2 separate regions of the Homo sapiens genome follow, and region 1 is linked to region 2. A link is a loop called in an ENCODE intact Hi-C map of the cell type or tissue named here. Cell type or tissue: Caco-2. All regions are shown on one strand. Links, peaks and the distances in the headings refer to the core of each region. The heading gives the core; the rest is flanking DNA. Region 1 has its middle 19 kb from the start of FTH1. Region 2 overlaps LINC02733 (long intergenic non-protein coding RNA 2733).

Region 1 (16,753 bases), core at 3,739-11,738, 67 kb after region 2:
GTCTTGCTCTGTCACCCATGCAGTAGCATCGTAATAGCTCACTGCAGCCTTAAAATCCTGGGCTTAAGCGGTCCTTCCACCTCAGCCTCCCATGTAGCTAGGACAACAGGCATGCACCACCACATTTAGCTTTTTTTAATACAAAATTTTTAATTGTTGTACAGATGGGGTCTTGCTACATTGCCCAGGCTGGTCTTGAACTCCTGAGCTCAAGTGATCCTCCCCACTTCAGCCTCCCAAAGTGCTGGGACTACAGGCATGAGCCACCATTCCCAGCCTAGATCCTTTTAAATATATCTTATTTTACACATTTGACTTTGACCATGCACATATTTTACATAATTATAAAACTAAATTAAACTTTTAAAAGCAATTCTAAAAATTGAAAGCAAAATGAAGTAAATGCTCCTAACTGTGTAATGGGTTGAATGGGTTGGTAGCAAAAACACAGAGAGGAGCTCTTCCAAAGGAGCTTTAAAGTACATTCATTTGACTGTATATTCCTCGTGGGATTTACTATACGAAGAAAACTACAAGATCAAAATATTAAGCTGTTTTCAATAATAATTGTTTAGTGGTAGTATAGGGATTATTACTTTAACACTGCTGTGTATGTCGTGGAGAAAAATATAAATAAATAATTCTGTAATTATACTTAATTCTGTAATTGTACTTGAGAACAGATATTTGGGGCATTAGAAGAAAGACAATTCGGATGTAAAATCTTTAAGATGAGGCCGGGTGCGGTGGCTCACTCCTGTAATCCCAGCACTTTGGGAGGCCGAGGCAGGCGGATCACGAGGTCAGGAGATTGAGATCATCCTGGCTAAAATGGTGAAACCCCGTCTCTACTAAAAATACAAAAAATTAGGTGGGCGTGGTGGCAGGCGCCTGTAGTCCCAGCTACTCGGGAGGCTGAGACAGAAGAACGGCGTGAATCCGGGAGGCGGAGCTTGCAGTGAGCCAAGATCACGCCACTGCACTCCAGCCTGGGCGACAGAGCGAGACTCCTTCCCCCCCCAAAAAAAAAAAAAAATCTTTAAGATGAAGCAAAAACCCTAGACTTCTGAATTCGAAATGAAAGTCTCAGAATGAACTCATTTTTCTTCTTAAAAAAATTTTTTTAAACGGTCCTGTGTCCTCTGAAAAGGTCTAGCATTATTGAACACAGAAACAATGAGTGCTTCTGGTACCCAGATGGTGACTTATAAATGCTATTAAGATTGGTGCAAAAGTAATTACTTTGGCAAACTGCAATTACTTTGACACTAACCTAATATTTCCACCAAAGGAACCAGGACTCCTTGGAGAAATGGCTGATTGCAAGCCTGGGGAGTAGAAGTAAATGTACAAAGTGAGCTTAAGCCTGGAACAGGTCATCATACCAGAAAGCAAAGAACTAATCAAAGATCTCTATTATAGAGGCCATGTCAAAAGGACTCACGGTCAAGGTGAATAGGCTGCTACTGGACCCAAATTGAGATAATTTGAAAATCAATACAGACAATAATTATAGTTAATTGAATTATAGTTAATCAAATACTTTTAAATCCAGGAGTTCATAATTTTTTAAGTTTACTGGATACTAGAAAACTAACTTATATGTGGGGGAAAGAAGTGGGGAAATCAAGGATTTCTTCAGCCATTTTTGTTGTTGTTGTTGTTGTTTGTTTTTGTTTTTTTGAGATGGAGTCTTGCTCATTCTCCCAAGCTGGAGTGCAATGGTGCAATCTCAGCTCACTGCAACCTCCAAGACATTCTCCTACCTCAGCCTACCAAGTAGCTGAGATTACAGGCGTGCACCACCACACCCGGCTAATTTTTGTATTTTTAGTGGAGATGGGGTTTTGCCATGCTGGCCAGGCTGGTCTCAAACTCCTGACCTCAGGTGATCTGCCCGCCTCGGCCTCCCAAAGTGCTGGGATTACAAGCGTAAGCCACCATGCCTGGCCTCTTCATCCTTTTTAAAAGAACTATTCTTCAGGCTAGCCAAATAGTTCATAAAGGGAAGATTCTCTCTACAGAAATATTTCACATAGTAAGGGAAGATGGAATGATAGGTTTGAATATCACCATTTTGCAAATCCTAATAAATAAAGACAGCAACAACTGCTAACAAGCAGAAAGACAGACACGTACCTCCTGATGGAAGAACAAAACACCACCTGTAAGGTAACTGGGCCAAAAAAAATATGCCCCAAATATCTGATCAAGCCTCTAGATTTAACTACCAACTTACAGGAAATTCAGGGGACAGAGGAGCATGTTAAATGCCACAAAGATAGCAAGCTCCAGATCAAGGAGTGGGGGTGGAGAAAGAAGATGGGGAGGAAGTCTGTTTTTTTGTTTTGTTTTGTTTTTTGTTTTTGTTTTTGTTTTTTTGAGATGGAGTCTCACTCTGTCACCCAGGCTGGAGTGCAGTGGCACGATCTCGGTTCACTGCAAGCTCTGCCTCCCAGGTTCACGCCGTTCTCCTGCCTCAGCCTCCCAAGTAGCTGGGGCTACAGGTGCCCGCCACCATGCCCAGCTAATTTTTTGTATTTTTAGTAGAGACGGGGTTTCACTGTGTTAGCCAGGATGGTCTCGATCTCCTGACCTCGTGATCTGCCCGCCTCGGCCTCCCAAAGTGCTGGGATTACAGGTGTGAGCCACCATGCCCGGCCAGGAAGTCTGTTAAGAGTCTAAAGAGACATATCAACCAGCCACATAACTTTTTTTTTTTTCTAACCCTGTCGCCCAGGCTGCAGTGCAATGGCACGATCTCGGCTCACTGCAACCTCCTCCACCTCCAGGATTCAAATGATTCTCCTGCGTCAGCTTCCCGAGCAGCTGGGATTACAGGTGCCCGCCACCACGCCCAGCTAATTTTTGTATTTTTAGTAGAGACAGGGTTTCACCATGTTGGCCAGGCTGGTCTCGAACTCCTCGCCTCGTGATCCGCCTGCCTTGGCCTCTCAAAGTGCTGGGATTACAGGTGTGAGCCACCATGTCCACAGAACTTTTTAAATCCTGTTTCAAACAAATTAAATTTTTTAAAAGGCATTTTTTGGTTTGTTTTTGGTTTTTTAAGCTATTCTTTAAATTTAATTTAATTTAATTTTAAGTTCCGGGATACATGTGCAGGACGTGCAGGTTTGTTACATAGGTAAATGTGTACCGTGGTGGTTTGCTGCACCTATCAACCCATCACCTAGGTATTAAGCCCCACATGCATTAGCTATTTATCCTGATGCTCTCGCTCTCCCCTGCACCCCACAGGCCCCAGTGTGTGTTGTTCCCCTCCGTGTGTCCATGTGTTCTCATTGTTCAGCTCCCACTTATAAGTGAGAACGTGCAGTGTTTGGTTTTCTGTTCCTGCGTTAGTTCCCTGAGGATAATGGCTTCGAGCTTCATCCATGTCCCTGCAAAGGATAAGATCTTGTTCCCTTTTATGGCTCCATAGTATTCCATGGTGTATATGTACCACATTTTCTTTATCCAGTCTATCATTGATGGGCATTTGGATTGATTCCATGTCTTTGCTGTTGTGAATAGTGCTGCAATGAACATACACATGCATGTATTTTTATAATAGAATGATTTATATTCCTTTGGGTATATAACCAGAAATGGTATTTCTGGTTCTAGGTCTTTGAGGAATCATCATCACACTGTCTTCCACAATGGTTGAACTAATTTACACTCCCATCAACAGTATAAAAGCGTTCCCTCTTTCTCCACAGCCTCAACAGCATCTGTTGTTTCTTGACTTTTTAATAATCGCCATTCTGACTGGTGTGAGATGGAATCTCATTGTGGTTTTGATTTGCATGTCTCTAATGATCAGTGAAGTTGAGCTTTTTTTCATACATTTGTTGGCCACATAAATATCTTCTTTAGAGAAGTGTCTGTCTGTTCATTCCTTTGCCCACTTTTTAATGGGGTTTTTTTTTTCTTGTAAATTTGTTTAGATTCTGGATATTAGACCTTTGTCAGACGGACAGATTGCAAAAATTTTCACCCAATCTGCAGGTTGTCTGTTCACTCTGATGATAGTTTCTTTTTCTGTGCAGAAGCTCTTTAGTTTAATTAGATCCCATTTGTCAGTTTTTGCTTTTGTTGCAATTACTTTTGACATTTTCATCATGAAATCTTTGCCCGTGCCTATGTCCTGAATGGTATTGCCTAGATTTTCTTCTAGGGTTTTTATAGTTTTGGGCTTTACATTTCAGTCTTTAATCCATCTTGAGTTAATTTTTGTATAAGGTGTAAGGAAGGGGTGCTGTTTCAGTTTTACACATATGGCTAGCCAGTTCTCCCAGCACCATTTATTAAAAAGGGAATCCTTTCCCCATTGCTTGTTTTTGTCAGGTTTGTCAAAGATCAGATGGTTTTAAGTGTGCAGTCTTATTTCTGAGATCTCTATTCTGTTCTATTGGTCTGTGTGTCTGTACTTGTACCAGTACCATGCTGTTTGGTTACTGTAGCCTTGTAGTATAGTTTGAAGTCAGGTAACATGATTCCTCCAGCTTTGTCCTTTTTGCTTAGGATAATCTTGGCTATACAGGCTCTTTTTTGGTTCCATATAAATTTCAAAGTAGTTTTTTCTAATTCTGCAAAGAATGTCAATGGTAGTTTAATGAGAATAGCATTGAATCTGTAAATTACTTTGGGCAGTATGGCCATTTTCATGATATTGCTTCTTCCTATCCACGAGCATAAAATGATTTTCCATTTGTTTGTGTCCTCTCTGATTTCCTTGAGCAGTGGTTTGTAGCTCTCCTTGAAGAAATCCTTCACTTCCCTTGTTAGCTGTATTCCTAGGTATTTTACTCTTTGTAGCAATTGTGAATGGGAGTTCATTCGTGATTTGGCTCTCTGTCTATTGTTGGTGTATAGGAATGCTTGTGATTTTTGCACATAGATTTTGTATCCTGAGACTTTGCAGAAGTTGCTTATCAGCTTAAGATGCTTTTGGGCTGAAACGATGGGGTTTTCTAGATATAGGATCATGTCATCTGCAAACAGAGACAGTTTGACTTCTTCTTTTCCCCTATTTGAATACCCTTTATATCTTTCTCTTGCCTAATTGCCCTGGCCAGAACTTCCAATACTATGTTGAATAAAAGCGGTGAGAGAGGACATCCTTGTCTTGTGCCAGTTTTCAAGGGGAATGCTTCCAGCTTTTGCCCATTCAGTATGATATTGGTTGTGGGAGTGTCATAAATGACTCTTATTATCTTTAGGTATGTTCCTTCAATCCTTAGTTTTACCACAAAATAATAAGAGCCATTTATGATGTTGAATTTTATCGAAGGCCTTTTCTGCATCTATTGAGATAATCATATGTTTTTTGCCTTTAGTTCTGTTGAATTATGTTTATTGACTTGCATCTGTTGAACCAGCCTTGCATCCCAGGGATGAAGCCAACTTGATCATGGTGGATAAGCTTTTTAATGTGCTGCTGCATTCAGTTTGCCAGTATTTTATTGAAGATTTCCACATGGATGTTCATCAGGGATATTGGCCTGAAGTTTTCTTTTTTTGTTGTATCTCTGCCAGGTTTTGGTATCAGAATGATGCTGACCTCGTAAAATGGGTTAGGGAGGAGTCCCTCCATTTCAATTGTTTGGAATAGTTTCAGAAGAAATGGTACCAGCTCCTCTTGGTACCTCTGGTAGAATTCAGCTGTAAAGCCATTTTGTAGACTATTTATTCCTGCCTCAATTTCAGAACTTGTTATTAGTCTGTTCAGGGATTCAACTTCTTCCTGGTTCAGTCTTTGAGGGGGTATGTGTCCAGGAATTTATCCATTTCTTCTGGATTTTCTAGTTTATTTGCATAGAGGGGTTTATAGTATTCTCTAATGGTTGTTTGTATTTCTGTGGGGTCAGTGGTGGTATCCCCTTTATCATTTTTTATTGTGTTTATCAGTCTAGCTAGCGATCTATTTTACTAATTTTTTCAAAAAGCCAGCTTTATTGATTTTTTTGAAGGTTTTTTTTTTTTTTTTTTTTTTTTTTGAGACAGAGTCTTGCTCTGTCACCAGGCTGGAGTGCAGAGGCACGATCTCGGCTCACTGCAACCTCCGCCTCCTGGGTTAAAGCGATTCTCCTGCCTCAGCGTCCCGAGTAGCTGGGACTTCAGGTGCATGCCACCGCGCCCAGCTAATTTTTGTATTTTTAGTACAGACAGGGTTTCACCATGTTGGCCAGGATGGTTTTTATCTCTTGACCTCATGATCTGCCCACCTTAGCCTCCCAAAGTGTTGGGATTACAGGCATGAGCCACCGCGCCTGGCTGAAAGGGCATGAGCCACTGCGCCTGGCTGAAGGGGTGTGAGCCACCGCGCCTGGCTGAAGGGTTTTTTGTGTCTGTATCTCCTTCAGTTCTGCTCTGATCTTGGTTATTTCATTTCTTCTGCTTGCTTTGGGGTTTGTTTGCCTTGGGTCTCTAGTTCTCTCAGTTGTGATGTTAGGGTGTAGATTTGAGATTTTTCTAGCTTTTAGATGTGGATATTTAGTGCTATAAATTTCCCTCTTAATACTGCTTTAGCTGTGTCCCAGAGATTCTGGTACATTGTCTCTTTGTTCTCATTGATTTCAAAGAACTTCTTGATTTCTTGATTTCTGCCTTAATTTCATTCTTTACCTAGGAGTCATTCAGGAGCAGGTTATTCAGTTTCCCTGTAGTTGTGTGGTTTTAAATGAGTTTCTTAATCACAAGCTCTAATTTGATTACGCTGTGGTCTGAGAGACTGTTTGTTATGATTTCAGTTCTTTTCCATTGCCAGGGAGTGTTTTACTTCAAATTCTGTGATCAAATTAGAGTAAGAGCCATGTGGTGCTGAGGAGAATGTATATGCTGTTGTTTTTGGGTAGAGAGTTCTGTAGATCTCTAACAGATCCACTTGATCCAGAGCTGAGTTCAAGTCCTGAATATCCTTGTTAATTTGCTGTCTCGATGATCTGTCTAATATTAACAGTGAAGCGTTAAAGTCTCCCACTATCATTGTGTGGGAGTCTAAGTCTCTTCGTAGATCGCTATGAACTTTTTTTATGAATCTGGGTGCTCCTGTGTTGGGTGCATACATGTATTCTGGATAGTTAGCTATTCTTATTAAATTGAACCGTTTACCATTATGTAATGTCCTTGTCTTTTTTTTTTTTTTTTTATCTTTGTTGGTTTAAACTCTGTTTTGTCAAAAACTAGGATTGCAACCCTTGCTTTTTTTCTGCATTCCGTTTGCTTGGTAAATTTTCCTCCCTTACTTTTTTCTGCTTTCTGTTTGCTTCGTAAATTTTCCTCCATCCCTTTATTTTGAGCCTGTGTGTCTTTGCACGTCAGATGGGTCTCTTGAATACAGCATACCTATGGGTCTTAACTCTATCCAGCTTGCTGTTCTGTGTCTTTTAATTGGGGCATTTAGCCCATTTACATTTAAGATTGTGTGAATTTGATCCTGTCATCATGATGCTAGCTGGTTATTTTGCAGACTTGCTGATGTAGTTGCTTCATAGTTTCATTGGTCTTTGTATTTCAGTGTGTTTTTGTAGTGGTTGGTAATGGGTTTTTCCTTCATGTTAGTGCTTCCTTCAGGAGCTCTTGCAAAGCAGGCCTGGTGGTGATGAATTACCTCAGCATTTGCTTGTCTGAAAAGGATTTTATTTCTCCTTCACTTATAAAGCTTAGTTTGGCAGGATATGAAATTCTGGGTTGGAAAATTCTTTTATTTAAAAATGTTGAATATTGGCCCCAATCTCTTCTGGCTTGTAGGGTTTCCACTGAGAGGTCCACTGTTAGTCTGATGGGCTTCCCTTTGAGGTGACCTGGCCTTTCTCTCTGGCTGCCCTTAACCTTTATTTTGACCTTGGAGAATCTGATGATTATGTGTCTTGGGGTTGATCTTCTCGTGGAGTATCTTACTGGGGTTATCTGGATTTCCTGAATTTGAATGTTGGCCTGCCTTGCTAGGGTGGGGAAGTTCTCCTGCAAGATATCCTGAAATATGTTTTCCAGCTTGGTTCCATTCTCCCGTCTCTTTCAGGTACCCTAATCATTTGTAAGTTCAGTCTTTTTACATAATCCCATAGTTCTCAGAGGTTTTGTTTGTTCCTTTTCATTCTTTTTTTCTCTCATCTTTTCTGACTGTCTTACTTTAGCAAGTTAGTCTTAAGCTCTGAAATTCTTTCCTCCGCTTGGTGTATTCAGCTATTGATACTGGTGGTTGCACTGTGAAGTTCTCATGTTGTATTTTTCAGCTCCATCAGGTCATTTATGTTCCTCTCTAAACTGGTTTTTCTGGTTAAGGGCTCCTGTAATGTTTTGTCATGGTTCTTATCTTCTTTGCATTGGGTTAGAACATGCTCCTTCAGCTCAGCGAAGTTTGTTCTTACTCACCTTCTAAAGGCCACTTCTGTCAGTTCATCCGTCTCAGCCTCAGCCTAGTTCTGAGCCCTTGCTGGAGAGGTGTTGCAATCATTTGTAGGAGAAGAAGCACTCTGGCTCTTTTGAGTTTTCAGCAATTTTTCATTGATTTTTTTCTCATCTTCATGAGTTTATCTAGCTTCGAGCTTCAAGGCTGCTGACCTTTGGATGGGGTTTGCGTGGGGACTTTTTTGTTGATGCTGTTTTTGTTTTTTCTTTCCGTTTGTTTGTTTTTCTTTTAACAGTCAGGCCAAAAAGCATATGAAAAGATGCTCACCGTCTTTTTTTTCAAGCGTATGAAAAGATGTTCACTAATCACCAGGGAATTGCAAATCAAAACCACAATGAGCTATCACCTTATGCCCATTGGAATAGCTACTATCAAAAAAACAAAAAGTGGGCTGGGTGCAGTGGCTCACGCCTGTAATCCCAGCACTTTGGGAGGCCGAGGCGGGCAGATTACCAGTTCGGCAGATTATGAGGTCAGCAGTTTGAGACCAGCCTGGCCAACATAGTGAAACCCTGTCTCTACTAAAACTACAAAAAAAAAAAAAATCAGGTGGGTGTGGTGGTGGGTGGCTGTAATCCCAGCTACTTGGGAGGCTGAGGCAGGAGAATCACTTGAACCCGGGAGGTGGAGGTTGCAGTGAGCTGAGACCGAGCCACTGCACTCCAGCCCAGGCAACAGTGCGACACTCTGTCTAAAAAAAAAAAAAAAAAAAAAAAAATTATCAAGTGTCAGTGAGGATGCGGAAAAACTGGAACTCTTGCAAACTGTTGGTAGGATTGTAAAATGGTGTACTGCTATGAAAAATGATATGGAGGCTCCTCAAAAAATTAAAAATAGAACTACCATATGATACTGCAATCCCACTTCTGAGTATATATCCTAAAGAATAAAAAACAGGATCTCAAAGAGATATCTGCATCCCCATGTTCATTATGACATTATCCACAATAGCCACGATGTGGAAGCAACCTAAATTTCTGTGGATGGATGAATGGATTTAAAAAACGTAGTATATACATACAATGAAATGTCATTCAGTCTTTTTTAAGAACCAGAAATCCTGTCATATACTATACCAACGATAACCCTGAAGACATCATGCTAAATGAAATAAGCCAATCACAAAAGGGGAAATATTGCATGATTCCACTTATAAGAAGTACCTAAAGTAATCAAATTCATAGAGACAGAAAGCAGAATGGTGGTTTCCAGGAGCTGAGGGGAGGGGAAATGGGGAGTTGTTGCTCAACGGGATGGAGTTTCAGCCATGGAAGAGAAAAAAGTCTGGGAGAACTCTCGTACAACAATGTACATATAGTTAGCAATATTGTGACGTACACTTAAAAGTTGTTAAGAGAGGGCTGGTGCAGTGGCTCACGCCTATAATCCCAACACTTTGGGAGGCCAAGGCGGCAGGATTGCTTGAGCCCAGCAGTTCAAGAACAGCCTGGGCAATATGGAAACACCTCTTCTCTACTAAAAATCAAAAAAGAGGCCAGGCGCGGTGGCTCATGCCTGTAATCCCAGCACTTTGGGAGGCAGAGATGGGCAGATCACCTGACCAACATGGAGAAACCCCGTCTCTACTAAAAATACAAAATTAGCCAGGCGTGGTGGCACATGCCTATAATCCCAGCTACTCGGGAGGCTGAGGGAGGAGAATCACTTGACCGGGAGGCAGAGGTTGCGGTGAGCCAAGATCGCGCCACTGCGCTCCAGCCTGAACAACAAGAGCGAAACTCCATCTCAAAAATAAAAAAATAAAAATAGTTAGCCAGGTGTGGTGGCACACACCTATAGTCCCAGCTACTCAGGAGGCTGAGGTGGGAGGATTGCTTGAGCCCAGAAGGTCGAGGTTGCAGTGAGCCATGTATGTGCCACTGCACTCCAGCCTGAGTGACAGAGCTAAACCCTGTCTCAAAAAAGGAAAAAAAAAAAAAAAAATAACAGAAGGGAGTCACCACACTGAGGCTAAGAGGCAGCTACAGCCCCTGGCCCTTTCACTCTTGCACCCCAGGATCATTGCTGAATTGACTTGGTTTGGGTATTTTACCTTCCTTAGCAAGGAAAGGGCACTTCCATTGGCAGGCTCTTCCATGGCTCTTTCAGGCTCTCAGGCTGCTCATCTGAATCCCACTGTGCCCCTTCCACACGTCTCTGCTGAGCCTATCTTTCTGGGCTACTGTGAACACAAGCTCTGGCTTAGCCATCTCTACTCCTCCAGAGCTTGGCTGCAAGCTTGGCTTAGAGTGGGCAGCCAACCAGTGTCAAATGGATCCCAAAGAAATTGGGTTTACTCGGCTCAATGGCAAGACTCAGTTAAGCCCCTCCAGTCTCCCCAGCTGGAAGAAATGCCCCTTCAGCAAAGAACACAGGGGAGAAATAGAGGTGACATTATCTCCAATTGACAAGTGACTACACAGAGGTCCAGAGAAGTTGGCAGCTTGTCCAAGGTCACCCAGCTAGTTAATGGCAGAGCTGGGACCAGCTTCCACAGTCCTGGCTCCAGGCCTGGTGTTCCTTCAGGGACACACACACAAATCACCATCACTGCCCTCAAACAGGCAGATTTCTCTATTAGGCAAGACAGGCCCAGGCCTAGTGCCTATGAGCTTTACAAGGGTCCAAGAAAATGTACTGGCTCCTAAATTTAAAAAGAAAACAGCAAAATTAATAAAAGTAAATGTTTATGAGCTGTAAAGCTGTCATCTGCAGTTGAGCTCAGGTCTTCTTTACTTATTTTTCGCTTATAACCAAGTGCCCCCATTTTTCTATGAAAAAGAGAATGGAAGCCAGGTGCAGTGGCTCACACCTGTAATCCCAGCACTTTGGGAGGCCGAGGTGGGTGGATCACCTAAGGTCAGCAGTTCGAGACCAGCCTGGCCAACATGGTGAAACTCCGTCTCTACTTAAAATACAAAAATTAGCTGGGTGTGGCGGCATTCGCCTGTAATCCCAGCTACTTGGGAGGCTGAGGCAGGAGAATCACTTAACCCAGGAGGCAGAGGTTGCAGTGAGCCAAGATCACGCCATTGCACTCCAGCCTGGGGAACGAGAGTGAAACTCTGTCAGAAAAAAAAAAAGAAAGAAAAGCCAGGCACGGTGGCTCACGCCTGTAATCCCAGCACTTTGGGAGGCCGAAGCAGGCGGATCACGAGGTCAGGAGATTGAGATCATCCTGGCTAAAATGGTGAAACCCCGTCTCTACTAAAAATACAAAAAATTAGGTGGGCGTGGTGGCAGGCGCCTGTAGTCCCAGCTACTTGGGAGGCTGAGACAGAAGAACGGCGTGAATCCGGGAGGCGGAGCTTGCAGTGAGCCAAGATTGTGCCACTGCACTCCAGCCTGGGCAACAGAGCGAGACTCCATCTAAAAAAAAAAAAAAAAAAAAACAAAGAAAGAAGAAAGACAGAGAGAGAGGAAGGAAGCAAGAAGGAGTTATTTTTAATTATTTTTTCTCTTCTCTTTCCTCTATTTCCCTATTATCTACATCCCACTTGTCCCTTTAGAAATGCAGTTATAACCTTTCACTTTCCCTTCACCAGACACTCCCTACAGGGCAAGTTTATCTAACTTCGTGCTTAGAAGCTCCAGGGTGGAACTCTGTCCCACCAGGGGACTGCCTTGAGAGACAACAGTCCATTTACAACCCAAAGCATGCCTGCTATGAAACTCTCTCCCACCTGGAGAGTTTTGGCCACCTTCACAACCCAGTTCTGTCCTCAAAGACGCCAACTCTCGGCCACCTGGTAGATAAGGCACCAAAGCAAGTACACAGCCCCCCACCTGCCTGCTTCCTCCCATGTGCCATTCATGTCTGTGTGCCAGGCACCCTTTAAAAGTACCCACCTTCCACGCCAAAAGTGAAGTGATACTCTTTTTTTTTTTTTTAGAAGGAGTCTTGCTGTGTTGCCCAGACTGAGTACAGTGGCATGATCTCAGCTCACAGCAACCTCTGCCTCCTGGGTTCAAGTGATTCTCCTGCCTCAGCCTCCTGGGTAGCTGGGATTATAGGCACCTGCCACCATGCCTGGCTAATTTTTGTATTTTTAGTAGAGATAGGGTTTCACCATGTTGGCCAGGCTGTCTCGAACTCCTGACCTCAGGTGATCTGCCTGCCTGTGCCTCCCAAAGTGCTGGGATTACAGGCATGAGCCACTGCGCCCAGCCCAAAGTGGTAGCCTTTTTTGTTTTTGCTTTGTTTTGCTTTGATTGTTTTTGAAACAGAGTTTTTCTCTTGTGGGCCAGGCTGGAGTGCAATGGCGTGATCTCAGCTCACCACAACCTCCGCCTCCTGGGTTCATGTGACTCTCCTGTCTCAGCCTCCCGAGTAGCTGGGATTACAGGCATGCGCCACTACGCCTGGTTAATTTTGTATTTTTAGTAGAGAAGGGGTTTCTCCATGTTGGTCAGGCTGGTCTTGAACTCCCGACCAAGATGATCCACCCGCCTTGGCCTCCCAAAGTGCTGGGATTACAGGCTTGAGCCACCTCGCCCAGCCCCAAGGTGGTACTCTTAAGGTAAGAAGCCTGTACCTCTTCCCCTAAGCTAGTTTTGAAATAAAAAGTCACTTTACTTATACCAGACCTCACTCTTATTATTTGGACTCTGCAAGTGGCAGGCAACTGAACCTGTGTTTTGGTTACAATGCTGCATGTGGAATGTGGGCATGTTTTAACGTGTTTGCCCTGATGTGCAGTGGGGCCTCCCAAATCTGAGTGCTGGGCTCCTAGAGGTCTTCACACAGATCCACATACAGCTCTGAAGTCTGAATGGTGCAGGCCTGAGTGTCCCAGCTGAGGTCACTGTACTCTGGTAAAATCAGACACCAGCAAGCGAGAGCAGAGAGCAATTGGTAAAAACTCTTCCTGTCTCCAGTGAGCCCTGGGGCCCAATGCCATTCAGAAGTGCTCATCAACTCCATTTCCTTAATTTGCTTAAACAACCATTAAGATTTAGACACTCCAAGAGGCAGTACTGGCTCAAGCAAGACCCAGTCAGACAAAGCTCAAGACCTTTTCACAATGCTTGTGAGATGCGGCAGGGCAGGGGGTCCTAACTTTACCCCTGGAAGAAGGAAGCCTGCAGCTCTGGAGGATGCTGGAAGACAGCCAGAGGATGAAGCCCGGTGGATGGGAGCGGATCTGAGAGAATCACAGAGAAACGGGGCCCGAGCCCTGATGGAACCACGTCTAAAGTCCACCTCGTCTGGGCTTTTCAACTCCACAAGTCAATAAATCCCCCTTGTTGCTTAATCTATTGTGGGTTGGGTTTTGTTGCTTGAAAGCAAAATCATCCCGACTGATGTGAGACCTCCCAGCTCTCTCCTCCATCCACCCAGGGCACCATCTCAGAAGCCATGTCTCTCCAGAGCGATTTTCCCTGGAGTATTTTTCACAGGGGTTGGTCTGGAGGCAACTGCACTCAGCCCTTCCATCCTAACACTGACAGTGATGACAGCCCATCTGAAATTCAGGACCTTTTCAGAAATATCCTCCTTCCCTGGGAACGGCAGAGAGTAAGGACATGCAAGAAGCCTGGCTCGGGTGGGATATCTGTGCCAAGGACTGATCACACAGCAAGACAGAGCTGCAGCATCCAGCATTTTTATTTATTTATTTTTTTGAGACGGAGTTTCACTCTTTTTGCCCAGGGTGCAGTGCAATGGTGCGATCTCAACTCACCGCAACCTCCGCCTCGTGGGTTCAAGCGATTCTCCTGCCTCAGCCTCCCGTGTAGCTGGGGTTACAGGTGCATGCCGCCACGTCTAATTTTGTATTTTTAGTAGAAACGGGGTTTCACCATGTTCGCCAGTCTAGTCTCAAACTCCTGACCTCAGGTGATCCGCCCGCCTCAGCCTCTCAAAGTGCTGGGATTACAGGCGCGAGCCACCGCGCCCAGCCCAGCATCCAGCATTTTTGTTGTTCCCCCTTATTCCCTCCATGCCTTGCTAGGGATAACCTGGTAAACAAACAGAAATCTCAAATTCAATAAGCACCCCCATTTGATAAGCATTTACTAAATCCCCATATGGGAGGCACCATGGGCAAACAGTGGAATGACAAGTGGATAACAGGATGGAGCCGAATGATCTGGGCAGTGGGTGGGGACAAGGAGCGGTTCAGAGTGTGGGCTCTGGACTGGAACAGCAGGTGTGTGTCCTTGGGCAAGGTACTTTGTAGTTCTGTGCTTCAGTTTCCTCATCTGTCGAATGACATGTTTGGCCTATGTAGTAAGGGGTCAAGAAGTATCTGCTTTTATTAATAAGTATTAGTTTTTATTCTTACTTGATTCATTTTTAAGAAAAGAGTCTGAGTCTAACCCACCCAGCTGGGTGGAGCTTGGGCCTGAGGACCCCTGCCCTTGGAATACAGGAGTTTTGGGCTAAAGAGCTGACCAAGCTGGTTGGGCTTAAGGCAAACTCCAGAGACCAGTTCCAACTCCCGAGGCTCCCATTCCAGGCTCTTAAGGGGAAACTGCAGGATGGGCCCTCCGTTACCTGGAGTTAAGTGCAAAGAACCATCTCTCACGGGGCAGTACTGGCTCAAGCGAGACCCAGTCAGACAAAGCTCAAGACCTTTTCACAACGCTTGTGAGATGGGGCAGGGCAGGGGGTCCTAACTTTACCCCCCGTTTCGCCCCCCAGCAGGGCAAGGATTCCCCTTTCTCACGATGATTCAATCACATCCAACCAGAGTCTTAGCTGAGGCCCTGCCAGGTGCCAGGGCCTGGTCCCATTCCTGGGAGCAGAGATGAAGACCAGCTTCCTACAAGCCTCCTATGATGCCTTCCTACGAGCCTCCCCTATGATGATGCAATGGCACAGGGCCTCCTGTCACTCAGTAAAGGCCGAAGGAATAAACATTAGCAGGAATAAGAGACAAGCTCTGAATCCAGGAAGACTTCTCGGCAGAGGCAGGATCTGGACTGCAGCTTGGAGAAAGGGTGGATCTTTGATAGATAAAAGTGAACAGCTAGGGGAGGAAAGACTTCAACAAAGGACAGAGGCGGGGGACCAGGGGTGCGGTGGGGCACCCCAGGGGCTGGTGTGGATGAAGCAGAGGACTGTTGGGGCCCAGAGGAGGGACACCAGAGGACAAGCCCTCAGGCAGCCCCACGAGCCTGTTTTGCCCCCCGCCAGAGAGCTGAGGCTGGCACACAGGGGTGGGAGAAGTTCCTTTGTCCTTCTCCTCTTTCTCTGCAACCCTGCCCAGGAAACCAATGATAGCTGCTTGGCACAGAGTTCCCTGTGTTTTTTCATAATCACATAACCGTACTTGAGCACTGCCAGAAGAATTTAATCTCAGGAAGCAGAGAAGCATGAGGAAAGAAGGCTGGTGTGGGAGTCAGAAGGCCTAGGTTTTGGTCCTTGGCTCAGCCACCGACTTTCCCTGTAACCCTGATCTGGTCACCCCAAATCCCCAGCCCCAGATATCATTTTCTTCATCTAACCCAAGGACTGGCATAGAGCTGGCATTTAAAAATGTTTGAAGCCAAGTGCAGTGGCTCAGGCCTGTAATCCCAAGCTTTGGGGAGGCTGAGGCAGGAGGATCTTTGGAGGTCAGGAGTTTGGGACCAGCCTGGGCAATATAGTGAGACCCCATCAAAAATTGCTCTAATTAGCCAGGTGTAGTGGCATGCACCTGTAATCCCAGCTACTCAGGAGGCTGAGGTGGGAGGACTACTTGAGCCCAGGAGTTGGTGGCTGCAGTGAGCTACGATCGTGCTACTGCACTCCAGCCTCGGTGACAGAGTTGAGACCCTGTCTCTATTTTTAAAAAAATAATAACAAAATAAAAACATTAGTTGAGTGATTGAAAGTATTAGATAGTCTCAAAGGCTCCTTCCTGTCTTGAAAATTCTGAGACCCATGCAGGAATCAGTTGCCATTTAGATGATGTAAAACAGTGGTCCCCAGCCTTTTTGACACCAGGCACCGGTTTTGTGGAAGACAATTTTTTCCATGGACAAGGGGTGGGGGAGGGAGATGGTTTCAGGATGAAACTGTTCCACCTCAGATCATCAGGCATTAGTTAGGTTCTCATAAGGAGCGCACAACCTAGATCCCTGTCACGTGCAGTTCACCGTAGGGTTCACACTCCTATGAGAAGCTAATGCCACTGCTGATCTGACAGGAGGCAGAGCTGGGATAACCAGCAGGCAGAGCTTGGAGGTAATGTTCATTCACCCACTGCTCACCTCCTGCCATGCAGCCTGGAGGTGCACAGTCTATGCACCTTCGGTACCAGTCTATGGACCAGGGGTTGGGGACCCCTGATATAAAAGGTAAGTTGACTGAAAAATCTGTTGCAAGTAAAACAAAACATGTCTATCCCT
Region 2 (15,508 bases), core at 5,562-13,561:
TGGTCTCAAACTCCTGACCTTGTGCTCTGCCCACCTCAACCTCCCAAGGTGCTGGGATTACAGGTGTGAGCCACCACACTCAGCACCCCCATATCTCTTTTTATGCACCTCTTCATCTGTATCCTTCGTCATATCTTCTATAATAAACTGGTAAACATCAGTATTTCCCTGAATCCTGTAAGTTGCTCTAGCAAATTAATTGAGCCTAAAGAGGGGGCCGTGGGAACCCTTGAAGCTGGTCAGTCAACAGTTCTTTTTTTCACAGTTTTGGAGGCTGGGAAGTCCAAGATCAAGGTGCCTGCAGATTTGGTATCTGGGGAGGGCCTGCTTTCTGGTTCACAGACGGCATCTTCTAGAGTGAGGGGTCTCTTTAGGGCCTCGAAGGATACTCATCCCATGCATGAGAGCTCTGCTGTCATGACTTAATCACTTCCCAACGGCCCTGCCTCCTAATACCATCATCTTGGGGTTAGGTCTCAGCATATAAATTTTGGGGAGATACAAACATTTAGACCATAGCACCTTCCCTTTCCTTCATATTAAGATACAAAGTCCATTTGCTAGGCATTAACACCAGAGGAACTGCACCTTACACATGGATCAGCAAGGACTGAGAGATGATTACAGGACCCCTGCAACCATCATGACCTGTGATGGTTGCCGGGCATGGTGATTCATGCCTGTAATCCCAGCACTTTGGGAGGCCAAGACGGGTAGATCACCTGAGGTCAGGAGTTCAAGACCAGCATGACCAACATGGTGAAACCCAGTCTTCTCTAAAAAATACAAAATTAGCTGGGCATGGTGGTACATGCCTGTAATCCCAGCTACTTAATTCTTTCAATAAGTCAGTCAAGATGAGGTTGTTAATTGACTGGAGCCAGAAATGTCTAAGCCTTCCCCTAGGAAGAGGGAGGGAGGGCAAGGTGCTTAGTTCATACCAAGAAAGCAATGGATGACATCATCTTAAAACATGGCCTGCTTCTCCTGGGACTGTTTTGAGGTTCAAATATGATGACAAAATTCTTCAAATCCCTTTGACAGTGAAAGCCTGGGCCCAGGGCTAGTGGTGTTTTTGTGTATTTCATTGGTACAAACAGAAGTAGAGGAAATAGCTCATTCTCACACCCTGTTGGAGGCATTGCTGGGACTAGAACCTGGGCCCTGAGCCCCAGCCTGGGGTAAAGTATGTCTGGCTATGCGCCTAATTGCATCACGCATCTTGAGATGCAACTGGTGTCTAAAGCGAGGGGGGCAGTCCTGAGGCACTGAGCTCTAAACCTGGGAGATCTGATGCTATTTCTGGGTAGGTGGTGTCAGAATTAAACTGGAGGACGCTCAGCTGGTGTCCATGGCAAAATTGATTGATTGCTTGGCATGTGGGGAAAAAAACCCACACATTTGGTCACAGAAGTCTTCTGTCTTTATTGTGTAGTGTGAGAGCAGAGGAAAATCAGTTGGTTTTTTTTTCCACTCACAAAGTGGCTCTGGACAAATCAGACTGTGCTCTGGCCTTGGGGACATCCAATGAAGAGGGAATCAGTATGTGAGGAGTTAGGAAAACCAGCCACATTAGAGAACAGTGGACGCTTGTCTTTTCGGAATGCCACAGCTGTTTTTCTTTCTTTTTTGACTGTGGGTTTTTCCATTTTATCTTTCCTGCACAGGCTTCTCTGGGGATCTTTGTGCTCCTTTGCAACAAGGTTCTTGCCTTGTTGGAGAGCAGGGACTCTATAAATGTTCCGCGGGACTTAGGATCCCTCCCCAGAGAAGGCAGTGGGAGGCCTCCTTGCTCCTACCTCTGCCTGTTTTCAGGATGAGCGTAGACACAGACTGACTTTTCTGCAGCAGAACGGCGGAGGCCAAGTGGCTAAGTGGACGCCACCATAGGGGGAGGCCAGTGGGAGGCCTCTCTAGTTTCCATTTCTCGCCTCTTTTTTTAAAATGCATTTTCCCTCTTCTCTTTCCAAATGCAGAAAGGAGTAAATGTGAAGCAAGCAGTGCAGATAAAGAGAGAAAAATAGCAAAGAGAGATAGGAAGGTGGCGCTCGTGGGATAAAAATGTAAAGCTTACCTGCTCATCAGGTAAAAAGTGCATACATGAAATTTTGGAGAGAAGTTTTATCCAACTCATGCAAGGAAGATCTGTTCAGCAAGCAAATTGGGGCTGCTAAGGCCTTCTAGAGAGTTAATAAGACCAGGTGCAGTGGCTCACACCTGTAATCCCAGCACTTTGGGAGGTCAAGGCAGGCGGATCACCTGAGGTCAGGAGTTCAAGACCAGCCTGGCAAACATACGAAAACCCCCCTCTCTACTGAAAATACAAAAATTAGCCAGGCGTGGTGTCTTATGCCTGTAATCCCAGCACTTTGGGAGGCCAAGGCAGGAGGATCGCTTGAGCCCAGGAGTTCAAGGTTACAGTGAGCTATGATTGCCCCACTGCTCTCCAGCCTGAGCAACAGAGAGACCCTGTCTCAAAAAAAAAAAAAAAAAAAAAGGAGCCGAGTGTGGTGGTGCATGCCTGTAATCCCAGGTACTTGGGAGACTGAGGCACAAGAATCACTTGAACCCGGGAGGCGAAGGTTGCAGTGAGCCAAGATTGCACCACTGCACTCCAGCCTTGGAGACACAGTGAGACTCCATCTCAAATAAAGAGAGATGGCTGGGCGCGGTGGCTCACACCTGTAATCTCAGCACTTTGGGAGGCTGAGGTGGGCGGATCACCTGAGGTTGGGAGTTTACGACCAGGCTGACCAACATGGAGAAACCCCGTCTCTACTAAAAATACAAAATTAGCCAGGCGTGGTGGCGCACACCTGTAATCCCAGCTACTTGGGAGGCTGAGGCAGGAGGAATTGCTTGAACACGGGAGGCGGAGGTTGTGGTGAGTGGAGATCGTGTCATTGCACTCCAGCCTGGGCAACAATAGTGAAACTCTGTCTCAAAAAAAAAAAAAAGTTAAGACTGAGGTTGGACCCCTTCTTTAGGGATAGATTTCCTTAAACTCCAGCTATGGGGATGGTAAGTAGCCACTGAAGATGAAGGACTTGAAAAAGAAAGGTTTCCACCTGTCCCAGAAGGTATAATCTCAGAAGTAAAAAGGAAATATGTACACTTGGAGACACACACACACACACACACACACATACACTCAGTCACTTTGCTTTAGAATAACTCTGTCCAGGCCTTGACTTAGGTTAGGTTCTAAACGGGTCAGAATTGTGACAAAGGCAGGATGGGAGAGCAGAAAGAGAGGTGGCCTTTGTGTGGCAGCACTGGGACTAGACCCAAGGGATATTTTTCTCTTCTTTTCAAGATGGCGTTTCGCTCTTGTTGCACAGGCTAGAGTGCAATGGCACAATCTCGGCTTACTGCAACCTCTGCCTCCCAGGTTCAAGCAATTCTCCTGCCTCAGCCTCCTGAGTAGCTGGGATTGCAGGCACCCACCACCATACCTGGTTAATTTTTGTATTTTTAGTAGAGACTGGGTTTCACCACGTTGGCCAGGCTGGTCTCGATCTCCTGACCTCAAGCGATCCACCCACCTTGGCCTCCCAAAGTGCTGGGATTACAGGCGTGAGCCACAACGCCCGGCCCTTTCTTTTCTTTTTTTAAAAGACACAGTCTTGTTCTGTCACCCAGGCTGGATTGCAGTGGTGCCATCATGGCTCACTGCAGCCTCAACCTCCTGGGCTCAAGCAATCCTCCTGACTCGGTATCCCGAGTAGCTGGGACTACAGGCACGCACCACCACACTCGGCTAATTTTTAAATTTTTTTTGTAGAGACGGGGTCTTGCCATGTTGCCCAGGCTGGTCTCAAATTCATGAGCTCAAGCAATCCTCCCACCTTGGCCTCTCGAAGTGCTGGGATTACAGGCAAGGACCACTATGCCCAGCTCTGCCCCCAGGGTACATTTTAAAGAACTGTTTTATTGTCAAATAAAAGCCACAGTACAGGTCGGGCACGGTGGCTCACGCCTGTAATTCTAGCACTTTGGGAGGCTGAGGGGGGCGGATCACTTGAGGTCAGGAGTTCAAGACCAGTTTGGCCAACATGGTGAAACCCCATCTCTACTAAAAATACGAAAAAAAAAAAAATTAGGAGTAGTGGTGCACACCTGTAGTCCCAGTTACTTGGGAGGCTGAGGCACGAAAATCGCTTGAATCCAGGAGGCGGAGGTTGCAGTAGGCTGAGATAGCGCCACTGCACTCCAGCCTGGGTGACAGAGACTCTGTCTCAAAGACAGGAAAACAAACCACAAGTACTACACACATACACAAATAATATACACTTAAAAAAAAAAGAAACCACACAGGTAAAACCCACACTGAACAAATATATGGCCTTAATACATTATTATAAGGTGAATACTTTTGTAACCACTACCCAGGTCTAAAAATAGAACTTTCCAATTTCCAACCAAAAACCTTCCCCACCAACACCAGTCCTGTCCTGACATTTTTTTTTTTTTTTTTTGGAAACGGAGTCTCGCTCTTTCACAAGGCTCGAGTGCAGTGGTGCGATCTTGGCTCACTGCAACCTCTGACACCCTGGTTCAGGTGATTATCCTGCCTCAGCCTCCCGAGTAGCTGGGATTACAGGCACGTGCCACCACGCACAGCTAATTTGTGTATTTTTAGTAGACACGGGGTTTCACCATGTTGGCCAGGATGGTCTCGAACTCCTGACCTCGTGATCTGCCTGCCTCAGCCTCCCAAAGTGCTGGGATTACAGGCCTGAGCCACCGCGCCTGGCTCCCTGTCCTGACTTTTATGAGAATCACAAACTTGAGTTTTTGATAGTCTGGCCACACAGGTGTACATCACTAAACTCTGTAGTCTTGCTCATTGTTTAACTGGAGATGACTGTTTGGCCTCTTTAATTTCTGGAGGATCTGTTCCTTCCCTACAGTTTCTCTAGGGCAGAGCCCAATAACAGATTCTCCAGAAACTGTTGACCTGCAGTTTCCCACAATCTGGATTTGGCCGGTCGCACCCTCGCGGTTCGGTTCAACACAGGCTTCACTTTCTGATTTCCCACCAATTGGCAGCTGGGTCAGAGCCTGGATGAGACCCAGGTCCAAGTGGGGGAGGCAAACAGTGATAGCAGCCACTCTGAGTGGGCTCAAGGACCAAGCTCAGCAGGGCGGGGGGATGAGAGAAAGACAGGGCAGAGGTGGGAGAGCAGATGCCTCGAGGCCGGATCAGACCCAGCAGCGGCTGCATCTCAGAGTTGGGATAGTGAAATGCACCTCTCTGTGCCGGCCCCATGTGTCCTGACAGAGGCTCAGGGACTGAAGCAGGCCCAGTGCAGGTGGAGCAATGGCAGCGAGACTCTGGAGCACGTGTCGCCCACACCGTGCTAAGACAAATGCTTTACATGCATTATCTCATATAATCCTTATTAAATTCCTCTTATCCCCACTTTACAGAGGAGGAAACTGAAGTATATGGAGTTTCAGCAACTTGACCATGGCCTCACTGAGATAAAGAATAAAACAGGGCCGGGTGCAGTGGCTCACACCTGTAATCCCAGTACTTTGGAAGGCCGAGGCGGGTGGATCACTTGAGGTCAGGAGTTGGGGACCAGCCTGGACAACATGGTGACCCCCGTCTCTACTAAAAATACAAAAATTAGCTGGACATGGTGGTGCGTAACTGTAGTCACAGCTACTTGGGAGGCTGAGACACGAGAATCACTTGAATCTGGGAGGCAGAGGTTGCAGTGAGCCGAGGTCACACCACTGCACTCCAGCCTGGGTGACAGAGTAAGAGTCCGTCTCAAAAACAACAGTGAAAACAATGTACTGCAAAGACAGATGGGGAATTTAAGCAAAGCCAGGACTGGTAGCCAGTGGCCACTGCCAGGTGTCCACGCTTGAGCCTTCTCTGCAGCCAGCTGGGAAGTACCACTCCAGAGGGCCAGGCTCCTGGAGGATGACTACATGCCTTCTGGGCAGTGGATTTGGGATGATACAATCCCTGACTTCATGAAACTTACAAGCAGGGGGCACTCCATGGGGTCTCAGATCTACATATGAGGTCCCAGATCAAAATGTAGCCTCAGGGCTACAGTTCAGTGACCTCTCACTACTGCTACATTTATTTTTCCCCTCCACTAAATTTATATGGGCTTGTTTCCTTAAGAAAGAGGAGAGTTTTTTTTTGAGGTATTTTAATAAAATGATCAAATACATGGGTTCAGATGGCCCCTCCATGATTACTGGTTGTATGGTATAAAATACCTCCGTCAACCTCTATGAGCCTTGGTTTCTTCATCTCTAAAATTAGAAATGATAGGCCCTACTCTCAGGGGAACGGTGAGGATTAAATAAAGCACTAAGGACAGCACCCTGCAAGCAGTCAATGTCAGCAAAACTTCAGTAAGCAGGTCAATAGCTTCTTTCCTTAGGGAGTATTCATGAGAAGGTCATTTTCCCTTGACCTTCTTAGTCTGTTCAGACTACCATAACAAAACACCATAGACTGGGTGGCTTGTAAACAATACAAATTTATTTCTGGCAGGGCATGGTGGCTCACACCTATAATCCCAGCAGTTTGAGAGGCCGAGATTGGAGGATGGCTTGAGCCCAGGACCTTGAGCCTCAAGACCAGCCTGGGCAACACAGGGAGACCCTGACTCTACAAAAATTTTTTTTTAAAAAAATTAACCAGACATGGTGGCACACAATTGTAGTCCCACCTACTTGGGAGGCTGAGGTGAAAGGACTGCTTGAACCTGAAAGGTTGAGGCTGCTGTGAGCTATGATCGCACCACTGCACTCAAGCCTGGGTGACAGAATAAGACCCCATCTCATATATATATATATATATATTTTTTTTTTTTTCTTTCTTTTTTTCACAGTTTTGGAGGCTGGGAAGTCCAAGATCAAGGTGCCTGCAGATTTGGTATCTGGGGAGGGCCTGCTTTCTGGTTCACAGACGGCATCTTCTAGAGTGAGGGGTCTCTTTAGGGCCTCGAAGGACACTTATCCCATGCATGAGAGCACATTAAGTCTGCTCTCATGACTTAATCACTTCCCAATGGCCCTGCCTCCTGATACCATCACCTTGGGGGTTAGGTGGGGAGACACAAACATTTAGACCATAGCACCTTCCCTTTCCTTCATATTAAGATACAAAGTCCATTTGCTAGACATTAACACCAGAGGAACTGCACCTTATACATGGATTAGCAAGGACTGAGAGATGATTACAGGACCCCTGCAACCATCCTGACCTGTTGGGAGCCAAAAAGACCAAAGGGATCATGACCAACTCAGCATTCCACTGGAGGCTATATGATCAAACAGCAAACTGTTTATCATGAATGCAGGATGTGAGCGAACTCACGACTGTGCCTGCCTCCAGGAGGCTTGCTGAGGGTCATCACTCCCTGGCGCTGGGCTCCTTGAAGTTATCTGCTGGGAAATCTAGCACCTATTGTTCCAAGGATGCAGTCTTGCAAGCCTGCTGTGAATCAAACTGCCGGCGGACAACCACTCCCCCTCCTTCTTGTTATCTCTTTTACCAATAAATATGGAGGGCTGTGTAAAGCTGGGGCCCCTTGTCCACTAGAGGCAAAGTGCCCCTGACCCATTCTTCCAAATATACTCTTTTGTCTTTATCTTTTACTCCTGCATTTGCCCCCTTTGTTTGATCCACCAGGGATCATGGCTGTCTACAAGTGGCACCCCAAACAGCAACACAATCAGGCGCACAACAAGTGGCGTCTGAACACAGGACTTCAAGGATGTGAGCGAAGAAGGTCTGCTGGAGCAGAGGAACTGAAATTGACAAGGCAAACACGGACCCCGGAACGAGTCTGCCAGCAGCAGATATAAGGTCAGTGCCCTAAAGAGGTACTGATCAGTGTCCTAAAGAGGTATTGGAAGCAGTGCTTTAAAGAAGTCCTGGACGGGAAGTTTTTGCAATCAGGGTAACATGGGGCAGAATTTGCCTATTGAAGAATAACATTATCTGCAGTTTCTCAAAGTTCTGTTGAGACAGTTTGGGGCTCAGGTTAGTTCTCAGACACTAACTAAGCTGCTGCAGGAGGTTATTTTGCATAACCTATGGTTTTCACAGGCAGGCACTCTTGATGTGGAAAACTGGGACAGAACAGCAGAAGGATTAAAATGGGCTCATCAAAAAGGTCTTAAAGTTGATTCTTCTGTTTTCTCCACTTGGAGTTTAGTTCGTACTATGCTTCTGCCATTATCTCCTTATTATTCTGCAGGACAGCAGGCTGAATCTAAAAATCTGAAAGAATCTGTTGTCCCACCCACAGCTCCAATTGAAAATAAGAAACAGGAGAGGGAGGATAAAAATTGGCCTATACCACCTCCTCCAGTTGCAGAAATGTCTGTACTGCCTCCTTCAGTGGCAGAAATAGAGACCCCAATACAAAGAATTTTATGCTCTGCTGCCATGGCTGGAGAGCCCTTAGGACCTTATGCTTTTCCTATTTCCATAAGGCCTGATCCAAATAATCCACAGCAGGTTATTCATGAACACACTCCACTAGAGTTTAAGTTGTTGAAGGAATTAAAAGCGAGTGTAGTAAATAATGGCATATGGAGCCCATTCACTTTAGGATTGCTAGAATCTGTGTTCAGTGCTATGTGTCTTTTACCCTTTGATGTGAAACACTTGGTGTGAACTTGCTTGTCCACTAGTGCATATCTGACATGGAATTTAAATTGGCAAGAAATGTGTGCAGAGCAGGCTAGACAGAATCGTGTTGCTGGACATGGAGATATTTATAAAGGATATGCTGTTATGTAATGGCCCTTATTCAGACCTGGAACGACAAATGACACTCCCAGAGGCTGCTTATCAGCAGTGTGCACAGGTTGCTAAATGCACCTGGGCCACAATTCCTGAAGAGGGAGTCCCAGCACAATCCTTCTTACATATCATGCAAGGGTCACAGGAGCCCTATGCGCAATTTCTTGCAAGATTACAAGAGGCAGTGAAGTGTCATATTCCTCACACTGCGGCTGCAGAAATGCTAACCTTAACTCTAGCTTTTGAGAATGCAAACGCGGATTGTAAACGTGCACTGGCACCAGTGAGGTGTACAAAAAACTTGGGAAATTTTCTCTGAGCTTGTCAGGATGTAGGAACTGAGCTTCATCCATCTGCAATGTTAGTGCAAGCAATGGCTAATTCAGCAGTTGACAAATCTAAAAGGAGCCAAGGGTCAAACTCTAAAATGGGAAAATGTTATAATTATGGAAAAACTGGACATTTTAAAAAGGAATGCCACCAGATCTCAGGACAGAAAGGACCTTACAATGCAGTGCCCCACTCAGCGGAAAAAAATGCCAGGACTTTGTCCTCGCTGTAACAAAGAAAATCACTGGGCTAATCAGTGCCACTCAAAATTTCATCAAAATAGCACCCCCGTCGGGAAACGAGACAGGGGCCTGGACCCAGGCCCCTCAAACAATGAGGGCATTCCCAGTCCAGACCTCAACCCCATTTCAGGGATGGGTTCCCAGAGGCACATTGATTCCCTCACCCCAGGAACACCAGGAAGTGCAGGATTAGACCTACCTGCCAGAGAAAGAATAACAGTAGTTGGTGGAGACAAACCTATCAAAGTTCCCACTGGTATTTGGCGACCTTTACCAACAGGATACACAGGATTAATTTTAGGCAAAAGCCATCTTAACTTACAGGGCATCACTGTAGTCCCGGGAGTGATTGACTCTGATTATGAAGGATAAATTCAAGTAGTTTTAATGTCGCAAGATCTTTGGGTTTTTGAACTGGGAGAATATATTGCTCAGCTATTGCTTATTCCCTGCAAATTACACCCTTCTCCACAAAAGGAGATGCAAGGAAACAAAGGGTTCGGGAGCACAACTGCATGGGAAATCTATCTATCCCAACCCATAGCCTCTAGTAGACCCACCTGTGTAATACAAGTTAAAGGAAAGAAATTTTATGGGCTTATGGATATAGGAGCTGATGTGTCAGTAGTATCTAAAGACAATTGGCCCCCATCCTGGCCCTTGCAATTAACTTCTATGTCCCTATTGGGAGTAGGAACAGCTCAAAGTGTTCAACAAATGCTGAGATTTTACCTTGTCTTGGTCCAGATGGACAGTCATGTACTTTTCAGCCTTATGTTGCAAATATAGCTGTCAATTTATGGGGTTGAGACTTACTTACAGCATGGGATATGAGGCTTATAAATGAAAACTTTGATAACCAGAATTTAAAATGTTGAAGGTCATGAGATATCAGAGTAGAAAAGGTTTAGGGAAATTTCTACAAGGAAACCCTAACCTGATATCAGTAACTGGAAAAACAGATAGAAAAGCATTAGGACGTCAGGATTTCTGATGGGGGTCATTGATATTTCTCCTCCGCCCCCTGCCTTATCATTAGAATGGCTTAGTGACAAACCTGTGTGGGTGGATCAATGGCCCCTAACACAGGAGAAGCTAGGTCAACTTCACCTGTTGGTAAAAGAGCAATTGAATGCAGGACATATAGAAACGTCAGTTAGCCCCTGGAATTCACCGGAATTTGTTATTCCAAAAAAGTCTGGAAACAATAATGACCTCTGGGGTTTCAGCTCAATGCTCAGAACTAATTGCAGTCATTCAGGTTTTACAGCTCACAGCTTCAGATCCTATCAACGTTGTCTGTGATTCAGCTTATGTTGTAAATGTAGCCAGTCACGTATAACAATTATATATTTTTATATATATATATATATATATATATATACACACACACACACACACACACACACACAATCACATATAGCAGCCTTTGGTAAGCTTAGCTATGTTCATGCAATTATAAACACTTATTCTCATATGCTGCATGCTACATGCCAAACAGGTGAGACAGCTGGTCATGTACAGTGACATTGTCTGTCATCATTTGCTCATATGGGGATACCTAAACAATTAAAAACTGACAATGGACCTGCTAATACTAGTCACACTTTTAAAAATTTCTTACAGCTTTGGGCTATAACCTATAAAACAGGAATTCCTTATGACCCTAAAGGACAAGGCATTATAGAGCAGGCACATCAAACATTACAATGCATATTGAAAAGACAAAAAAGGGATATAGGAGGCCAACTACCACCTCAATCAAAACTACATTTAGCCTTATTTACCTTAAATTTTTTGACTCCTGGTATGAATGGTAAGACTCCAGAAGAAAGACATTGGCAATTGTTAGATGAAAAGAGGAAAGTTTATCTGAAAGTGTTATAGAAATCCCCGGAAGAAGGACAATGGAAAGGTCTGGTGTATTTACTAATATGGGGACGAGGGTATGCTTGTGTTTTTACAGGAGATGGATAAGCCGTGTGGGTGCCCTCAAGGTGTGTGCGACCATGGAACGGGAGACTTGAGGAGCCCAGGGTGGCCAACCATGGGCCCGGTCCCTCCGGTACGAGCCGTGAGCCAGCTGAGCCTGAGTGCAAAGACAGAGAGAAGTCCGACCAGAGCCCAATGACATCAACCCCCATAAGCTGGGGACAACTCAAGAAAACCATGCAGGAAGCTGAGAAACTACTGTAGCATCAGGGACAGGCCAGAACCCCTGATTCCATGTTCTTGGCCATGTTAGCCATAATGTCCAATGTGATATGTTTTCCCTGTGCAGAGGCAAAAACATATTGGGCATATGTTCCCAATCCCCCAGTAGTATGACCTATTCTTTGGAGTGACACTCCTCCTGAGCTTTATCATGATCAGGGAGAGTGGGCTCCAGGACTCCTGACTCCCCCTGACATAGAACAGTTAGACTCTCAGAATAATGTCATTAATTATACTGCTCCACTGGAAGGACTTCCTTTGTGTATCACCACAAAGACATCGCTCAGCCATAGCTGTCTTAAATTCAAGCTCAAACATGGTTGAGTCACTATGAAAAAGTCATGCACCTGTTAAGTCTTGGTTCTATTAACGTAACTGGTGTGCTAACCAACCATTCCTGGCCCAATCACCCTAATTGTGCTGATTATACGGAATGGGTTCCATTCAGTATTTCCTACCCCCATCTATGGACCCAGTGTCTTGGTCCACTGGCTAGAAAACAATCTATGTTAACTGGAGACATTGTGGATTGGGGACCTAAAGATCAATTAGATGGAAAAGATGAAAATCAGAAATCATGGCACAAACTTCGCTGGCATTGGTGGCAAGCTTTTAATGCTTCTTCTTTATACAATACTGGGATCCAATCCCAGTCTGCTACCCAGATTGCTTGGCACGGAGCAAGCTTTAGCCCGCCTCTTCCTCAGTGGCATTATCTAGGGAGGAAAGGACCAATTAAAGAGATGATGTGGAAGGCAGCACTCCCATTTACGAATCGCAGCATCTGGATTAGGATACTATCCAATAATAGCAATAGTAAGCAATGCAGTCTAATGTTACATTTGTAAAGATATCACCACTCAATTTACAGTTTGTGTGTTTAATCCTTATGTCTTTTTGGCAGCTAAGAAGGACCAGTTCCAGGTAAACAATACCGAATTAACCTGTAAATCTTGCCAGTTATATAACTGCATTCATCATAGCACATGGCAAACACATAATCTCTCTACTTTGATGATTTTAGGTTGCATCCCTGGGTGATGGATTCCTGTTAATCTGTCTGAGCCTTGGGCTGCCACACCTGCCTGGCATTTTGTGAAACTTCTTCTAACTCAGCTTACTCATTGTGTCTGTAGAGCCTTAGGCATGATAATTTTTGCTATCGTTTCCTTGGTCACACTAATAACTTTTGTCGTGATGTCTTCTGTAGCTTTGCATAATTCTATTCAAACAGCTCAGTACGTGGAGAACTGGACGCACACAGCCAAACAAGTGTGGCTACTTCAGAATAAAATTAACACTGAGTTATAAGCTTAAGTGGCAATGTTAAAATCCATGGTTCTATGGTTAGGAGAACAAGTACAAAACTTGCAGTTGCAACAGCAATTGCGTTATCATTTTAATAACACTCATATTTGTGTAAACAACTTAGAATATAACCAAAGTGAGTATCCGTGGGACCTTGCGAAAGCCCATTTGCAGGGAGCGTTCACATCCAACATCACCTTTGATATTGGTGAATTACAAAACAAAATTCTTGATTTAAATAGGCAAACTCAAGAATTTCAGCCTTCTTTAGAAGACTGGACTGAATTCCAGCAAGGCCTGGAGAGCCTCAACCCTTGGACCTATCTAAGGCACCACATTACCATCTTATATGCAGTTCTTGGAATAATGTGGTTTTGTCTCTGTCTTCTGTTCATAGTCTGTAAAATTGGATGGACCGCCAATTGGAAAATGAGAGCTGCCCAGCCTGGCCTTACATTCTTTCAATTAATACATAAACAGAAAAGGGGAGATGTTGGGTGCTGAAAAGGCCAAAGGGATTGTGACCAACTCAGCATTCCACTGGAGGCTATGTGATCAAACAGCAAACTGTTTATCATGAATGCAGGATGTGAGCAAACTCACGACTGCGCCTGCCGCCAGGAGGCTTGCTGAGGGTCATCATTCCGTGGCACCGGGCTCCTTAAAGTTATCTACTGGTAAATCTAGCACCTATTGTTCAAAGGATGCAGTCTTGCAAGCTTGCTGTGAATCAAACTGCCGGCTGACAACCATCCCCCCTTCTTGTTATCTCTTTTACCAATAAATACGGAGGGCTGTGTAAAGCTTGGGGCCCTTGTCCACTAGAGGCAAGATGCCCCCTGACCCATTCTTCCAAATATACTCTTATGTCCTTGTCTTTTATTCCCATGTTAGCCCCCTTTGTTCAGTCCAACAGGGATCGTGGCAGGCTACACTGTCCTGTGAGGCTGTGAACAGGATGGGAGAGGGGAAGAAGATATGAGCTTGGAGGTGGAGGTCAAAGGACTGAGCACTCTGGTATCACTGGCTTTGAAAGTCTGAGAATTGCCAGGCATGGTGACTCATGCCTGTAATCCCAGCACTTTGGGAGGCCGAGGCAGGTGGATCACCCGAGGTCAGGAGTTTGAGACCAGCGTGACCAACATGGTGAAACCCTGTCTCCACTAAAAAATACAAAATTAGCCAGGCATGGTGGTGCATGCCTGTAAACTCAGCTACTTGGGAGGCTGAGGCAGGAGAATTGCTTGAACCTGGGAGGAAGTGAGCCAAGATCACGACATTGCACTCCAGCCTGGGCGACAAGAGCAAGAAAAGAAAAAGTCTGAGAATCTTTGGCACCTCTTTAATTTCTCTCTCTCTTTCTCCCTTCCATACCTCCTTCCTTCCTTGCTTCATTCATTTATTTATTTCTGTTTTAGAACCAGGGAAGCCCTTGGATACCATTTGAGAAAACACTAGGAAAGACCACTGGGCCAGATCTAGGTGTTGTCCCGGTTCCAACACTAACTGGGAAGTGATCTGGTGGGGCTGGAAGACATGCGGAAGAAAAGTCAGGGCCATGCATGGGCCATGGAGTCCAGCAGAGCAGGGATCAACCCCTGGTTCCAGGACTTGTAACTCTCTGGATCTGTTTCCCTATCTCTATAAAGGGGGTGCTATTCATCTCATAGGGTCCTTGTAAGGCTTCCATGAGGAAAGCTCTTTATGCTGCTCCTGATACACAGTAAGTATTTTGTACTCTTACTATTATTATTAAGAATTACTTTGGCCTGGTGCAGTGGCTCACACCTGTAATCCCAGCATGTTGGGAGGCCGAGGTGGGCGGGTCAGGAGGTCAGCAGTTCAAGACCAGCCTGGCCAAGATGGTGAAGTCCCACCTTTACTAAAAAAAAATACAAAAATTAGCTGGGCATGATGGTGGGTGCCTGTAACCCCAGCTACTCGGGAGCCTGATGCAGGAGAATCGTTTGAACCCGGGAGGCAGAGGTTGCAGTGAGCCAAGATCGTGCCATTGCACTCTAGCCCGGGCAACAGGGTGAGACTCCATTACCCCCGACCCCCACAAAAAAAAAAAAAAGAATTGCTTTGGCCAGATCAGGTCACCTCTGTGAACTTCTTTGTCATCCAAAGAATCTGGTTCTTGATGCATAATTTAAAATACATACCTTTAAACATTTATCCTAATAAGCTAAAATACATGCCTTTAAACATTTATCCTAATTTCCTGTGTCTGCTTTCCTTCTTCCTCCAAGACTTCTCCTCTTTTCTATTTGCTTTGCTTTTTGAACATGTTTCAGACAAATAAGTCAGTGGAGATGAGGTCGTTAATTTACTGGAGCCAGACATGTCTCAGCCTTCCCCTAGGAAGAGGGAGGGAAGGGAAGGTGCTTAGTTCATACCAAGAAAGCATTGGATGAAGTCCTCTTAAAACATGCCCTGCTTCCCCTGGGGCTGTTTTGAGATTCATATATGATGACAAAATTCTTCAAATCCCTTTGACAGTGAAAGCCTGGGCCCAGGGCTAGTGGTGTTTTTGTGTTTTGTGTATTTCAAAACAGAAGTGGAAGAAATAGCTCATTCTAACACCCTGTTGGAGGTGTTGCTGGGACTAGAACCTGGGCCC

Evidence for each region. Hi-C counts contacts between places; a loop is a spot of excess contacts. Peaks named below come from ENCODE experiments on the same cell type or tissue, not always from the same donor. Only the 100,000 strongest peaks of a DNase experiment are listed, where the experiment ranks them.
Region 1: it touches region 2 in a loop (7-fold over the local background); 9 of 110 quality-filtered maps call a loop at or near these places.

The regions. Positions count from the first base shown.
Region 1 is chr11:61,977,760-61,994,512 of GRCh38, reverse strand. No RefSeq gene overlaps it. Among named protein-coding and RNA genes, the nearest start is that of FTH1, 19 kb to the right of the region's middle. RefSeq lists a silencer at 15,916-16,132. In Caco-2, for the core only: no CTCF peak of the experiment used is centred there; a DNase peak (open chromatin) is centred at 8,392.
Region 2 is chr11:62,048,090-62,063,597 of GRCh38, reverse strand. It overlaps LINC02733 (long intergenic non-protein coding RNA 2733), which reads left to right. Exons shown (of 3, transcript NR_183616.1): 2 at 7,670-7,846; 3 at 11,330-13,742. Among named protein-coding and RNA genes, the nearest start is that of LINC02733, 26 kb to the left of the region's middle. In Caco-2, for the core only: a CTCF peak has its summit at 8,876; a DNase peak (open chromatin) is centred at 8,907.